Linked DNA regions of Homo sapiens: region 2 is linked to region 1. Evidence: chromatin loops called from intact Hi-C (ENCODE). Cell type or tissue: dorsolateral prefrontal cortex. All regions are shown on one strand. Links, peaks and the distances in the headings refer to the core of each region. The heading gives the core; the rest is flanking DNA.

What was found. A loop is a pair of places that touch in the nucleus more often than their neighbours do. Peaks named below come from ENCODE experiments on the same cell type or tissue, not always from the same donor. Only the 100,000 strongest peaks of a DNase experiment are listed, where the experiment ranks them.
Region 2: it touches region 1 in a loop (3-fold over the local background); 1 of 110 quality-filtered maps calls a loop at or near these places.

The regions. Positions count from the first base shown.
Region 1 is chr18:61,307,254-61,310,183 of GRCh38, forward strand. No RefSeq gene overlaps it. Among named protein-coding and RNA genes, the nearest start is that of CDH20, 25 kb to the right of the region's middle. In dorsolateral prefrontal cortex, for the core only: a CTCF peak has its summit at 1,742; a DNase peak (open chromatin) is centred at 1,718; H3K4me3 peaks cover 852 bases; H3K27ac peaks cover 686 bases.
Region 2 is chr18:60,813,599-60,816,528 of GRCh38, forward strand. No RefSeq gene overlaps it. Among named protein-coding and RNA genes, the nearest start is that of MC4R, 440 kb to the left of the region's middle. In dorsolateral prefrontal cortex, for the core only: no CTCF peak of the experiment used is centred there; no DNase peak of the experiment used is centred there.

The DNA of each region.
Region 1 (2,930 bases), core at 232-2,731:
AGAAGAACACTGTCAGTTTTCTTTTTATAGATAAACCAGGTAATATAAAGCAAACTCATCATTATTACCATCATCATCATCACCAACACCACCATCATCATCTGAAGTGATTTTTTCCTTCTATTAAGACTTTTTTGATGAATTAAATTTCCTCTATTACCAATAATACACCTATGTCCTTGTAGACACAACTACATTTACCTTAATATACTTGTCAGAAATTTTTGGCAAGTATCTGCTTGCAATGGTTCTAGGTCATTAGCTCTATCCTAAACTTCTTGAGGAAAATAACTCTGTCTTGATACTTTTTATCCCTTGGGCCTCACACAGTATCTAGCACATAGTATCAATTCAGAAATTGTTTGTGAGATAAGTGAATCACCACCTAAGTTAATAATGTATACTTGGTCTAGTTTTAGAGATCTATGACCAGTTAAAACAACTTCTTTCATAAAGAGTCAGCCTAAACCATTACCAGGATTTCACGGATTGATACTCAAAATATCATTGAGAAGGGAACTTCACTTTGCTTTCCTCTTAAGTAGGTTTTGTTATTTGCTGGGAAAGAGGAAAGTCATTAAATGATCACTTTACTCCATTTCAGGAAAATATTTCCTGTTACTTTGAGGATTCAAATATAATAAGAATATCCCAGTTGGGTCTTAATGTCCCCCAAAATTGCACTTGCCCATCATTTCCCACTTTGCTGCCAGATCCAGAACCCCAGCATGGAGTGGGCCCAGATGTGGGTAGATAGGAATTTAGACACATGCTCTTCCTATTTGCTGGCAATCAGTGCCTGTAGCAGTGAGCCTGGGATGGATGGAATGAGTGTCTAGAGCTCCTGACAGTTGCTGGACTCATTTGCTTTCTCTCTGTTTCTTTCACATGCTTCATTCTTTGTTTTCTGTTAAGGATATGTATTGACTTTGTGGAACCACTGCAGTGAGCCGTAAATGACGCATTTAATGAAAATCCTTGCCTTGTGCTCTGAGAGAGAACACAAACAATGTAGTGCAATCATTGCTGGGCAGTGAGGGGTGTTGTAATATCACATGCATCTGATCCACCATCAAGACAAATGTGCCAATTGGAAATATTTCAAAAGTATATAGTAAAAAATATTAACTAACGTTTTAATCATATTCATTATTTGTTGTTTCTCCTGTCCCTATGGCAGTAATCTTTTATTCTTAAGGAATGGTTACTCTTTTGTCTGAATGCCCCAAATCCTATATCCTAAAAGAAATGCACAAAAGGATTTTGAAAGCTTACCCTTTTTGGAAGGATTATATTAAAATGTTGATTTTCTGCAGAGCACTGTATTTATTGCTACCATGCTTATATTTCAACGTTGAATTTCAAGTTATTGAAAAGAGTATTTTTCTTCAAGTTTCTCTTTCTTTTTTTTCTCTATTTCTCTCTTTAAAAACAAACAAACAAAATAAATAGGATTTGGATTTTTCTAACAATGCCGTGAAGTACAGTCTGAGTGACAAAGTCCAATTAAAAGAGGCACTTGCCAGTGACAGAAAAGTCTCACGGCAGAGTCTGGTCCGAATGAGGCTGGAGACAGTGACCAGGGCCCCGGGGCTCCTGTGGTGTCCTTCACACTAATGGTGAAGGAAAGTGCTGTCACTTGATTTCATATTCCCCAAGATGACTACACACAATGCCTTGGCACGCCATGCATGCGCTTCCTGCTGCAGAATGATTCACAGTCCACCAGCTGGTGTGTTAAGAGGCGCCCCCCATCGCTGAACAGCCCTGAAACAACATCCACACGGTGCAGTCAGTGACAGCCACAGGCTAAGCAGACTACAACTCTTCCAGCTTGCCCTTATCCCACATCCTGCTGAAATGGAGCTTTGCAGGCTCAGAGAGAAGAGCTGGCTCAGTGATAACAGCCTGCAGGTGCACATGCCAGCCCAGCCCCTAACCGAGCAGGCTGTCTTGGTTTCCCCTGTACGGAGCAGAAGTCACAAATGAACCAGTTGACTTGTATTCACATAACTTGAGGCCCTGTCCTCCCTGGAGACAGTATCTTCCTGTAATGCTCTAGTTTTCAACTACTTTCTCCTCTAATAAGGTATCTAAACTCCAGCCTAACAATTTGTCTTCATCGGCATTATTATTCACTACATGAATGAAGGGACAAACTTTCTAGGGTACTATCACTAATGCACAGACTGGGTTTGATTTTGTTTGTTTTTTGGCCTCATCTGACAACCAGAACACATGTCCAAGTAAAGACAAAACTATTCTCTATGTGATACCTGACTAAATATTAGGTCAATTATGATGAAAAAAAATTAGTCAACCACGGTTTGTGTGTCACATAAATAAAAATAACTGGTTGACAGGATTTTGTTGTTATTTATTATTTTGGCTTGACATTGACACAGTGTGAGTTTTAGAAATGGTTACTCATTTTTTTCTATTTATGTCTAATTTTGACAGGTTTCCTGGATTCTCCAGAACGGCATGCTCTACCTCCAGGTATCCTAGAGCATACCCGAGCCTTCTGAGAAGCCTAATTAAAATTGTAGTTAGAAAATCTTACTTTTAGGCATATCTCATCATGGAAATGTTACCATGTGAAGATCCGTGCAGGATGACTAGAGTCCTGTTCATGCCAAATATTATAGAATGCATTATGTTTATAAGATTTTTACTTAAATGACTCCCGAAATTTCCTATAATTGAATAAATTATAAAAATAATACACATACAAGTTGTAGATGTAGAGTTTCCAAAACTATATTTCTAGAAATATATGCCACATCAATTTCTTACAAACTCAATATGCTCATATCTCATTTATTTATTAAATCATCATCTGCTTTATCTTTACTTTTCTGTTTGTTGTATTCATCTCACTAGTATTTTTACAGTTTAGTATCATTCATAATCTCTCACATTTAAGTTAT
Region 2 (2,930 bases), core at 325-2,824, 490 kb before region 1:
AGAAATGAAATACATGAGCAATAAATGTGCCAGGTTGTATAAGGACTTGGATTTTATTTTGTGATGGGAAAGCATTTTTGAATTTATCAAGAAGAGAAAGATGATCTGACAGATTGTTAAAGGATCAGTATGACTGTTGTGGTTTAAATTTATAGAAAGATCAGTCAGCAATATTTGTCACTTTTCTGCAGCCAAGTTCAACTACAAAGGTTCATGGAATTATTCTGATTTAATTGGTGTTGGAATTTCACCAGGCAAGAGAGTTGATGATAAAGGTACTTTTTAAAATTGTAATTGTAGAGTTTAATGTCATTAAACTTAATGTCATTAAGAACACATTGTTGTACAAGGATCACCACTATCCATCTCCAGAACTTTTCCCCTTCCCAAACTAAAACTCTACTCATTAAATTGAAACTTCCCACTCTTCCCTCCCCCAACCCCTGGCAACCACCATTCTACTTTCCATCTCTGTAAATTTGACTAGTCTAGATACCTCATATAAGTAGAATAATACAATATTTTTCCTTTTCATTTGGCTTATGTTGGCTTATTTCACTTAGCATAATGTCTTCAAGGTTTATCTATGTTGTGCATGTGCCAGAATTTTATTCATTTTTAAGGTGAATAATATTCCATTGTGTGTATATACCACACTGTATTCATCCATTCATCCACTGATGAACAGTGGGTTGTTTCTATTTTTTTGGCCATTGTCAATAATGCTCCTATGAATATGAGTGTACAAATACCTGTTTAAGTCTCTGCTTTCACTTCTTTTGAGCATATACCCAGAAGTGTAATTGCTGGATCGTATGGTAATTCTAGTTTAATTTTGGAAGAACAGCCATCTTTTCCCACAAGGACTGCACCATTTTACATTTTCTACCACTGGTGCACAAGGGTTATAATTTCTCCACATTATTGCCAACACGTGTCATTTTCTGTTTTATTTTTTAAAATAGCAATTCTAAAGTGTATGAAGTAGTATTTCTTAGTGCTTTTATTGATTTGCATTTCCTTGATGATTAGCATGATTTCGTACGTTTATTGGACATTTATATACCTCTTTTGTAGAAATGTCTATTTAAGTATTTTGCCCATAAGACACAACAACAACAACAAAAAGAAAACTACAAGGCAATATCTCTGACGAACATAGATGCAAAAATCCTCAACAGAATACTAGCAAATCAAATCCAGCAGGACATCAAAAAGCTAATCCATCATGATCAAGTAGGCTTTATTCCTGGAATACAAGGTTGTTTCAACATAAACAAATCAATAAATTTGATTCACCACATAAAATAATCAAAAACAAAAAATACATAATCATCTCAATTAATGTGAAAAAAGGCTTTTGATAAAACCTTTTCATAATAAAAACCCTCAACAAATTAGGCATTGAAAGAACATACCTCAAAATAACAAGAACCATCAATGATAAACGTACAGCCGTAATACTGAATGGGAAAAAGCTGGAAGCATTCCCCTTAAGAAACTGAACAAGGCAAGGATGCCTACCTTTATGACTTCAAAATAGTACTGGAAATTCTAGCCCAGAGAAATAAATAAAAGGCATACAAATAGGAAAAGAAGTCAAACTGTTTATATTCACTGATAATATTATTCTGTACCTAGAAAACCCTAAAGACTCCATCAAAAGGCTCCTAGAATTGATAAATGACCTCAGTAGAGTTTCAGAATACAAAATCAATGTAGAAAAACCAGTCGCATTTCTATACACCAATAACATTCAAGCAGAGAGCCTAATTGAGAATTCAGTATTGTCTGTGATGATCAGAAATAATAACCTGGAATACCTAGAAATACAGCTAATCAAGAAGGTAAATGATCTCTACAAGGAGAACTTCAAAACACTGCTGCAAGAAATCATAGATAACCAAAACAAATGGAAAACGATTTCATGCTCATGGAATGGAAGAATCAGTATCTATAAAATGGTCATACTGCCCAAAGCAATCTATAAATTCAATGCTATTCCTATCAAACTTCCAACATCATTTTTCACAGAATTAGAAAAATATGTTCTAGAATTCATAGAGATCCAAAAAAGAGCCTGAATAGCCAAAGCAATCCTAAGCAGGAAGAACAAAGCCGGAGGCATCACATTACCTGACATCAGACTATTCTATAAGGCTACAGTAACCAAAATAGCATAGTAATGATACAAAAACACACATATTGACCAAAGGAACAGGTTAGAGAATGCAGAACTAAAGCCAGACACATACAGCCATCTGACCTTTGACAAAGTTGACAAAAATAAGTGATGGGTAAAGGACTCCCTATTCAATAAATGGTGCTGTCATTACTGGCTAGCCCTATGCAGAACAAAACTGGACCCTTACCTTTCACTATATACAAGAATTAAATCAAGATGGATTAAAGATTTAAATATATTACTTCAAACTATAAGAACCCTAGAAGAAAAGTGACAAAATACCCTTGTGGACATTGTCTTTGGGAATTTTGTCAAATGCTCTTTCTGAATCAATTGAGATGATTATGTAATTTTTGTTCTTCATTCTTTTAATGTGGTACATCATACCTATGGATTTTTGTATATTAAATAATCTTTGTATTTATATACTAAGTGAGAATAAATCCCACTTAGCCAAATGTATAATCCTTTTAATGTGCTGCTGAATTCTGTTTGCTAGTATTTTGTTGGAGACTTTTCCATCAATATTCATAAAGGACATTGGTCTGTAGTTTTATTTTCTTTTAGTGTTTTTGTGCCCTTTAGTATCAGCATAATGCTGTCTTCATAAAATGCATTAGGCAGCATTACCTTCTCTTTCATTTTGTGGAAGAGTTTGAGAGAGATTGGTGTTATTACTTAAAGGATTGTTAAAACTGAGCAGTGAAGCACATCTGGTCCTGGGCTTGTCTTTGCTGGGAGGTTT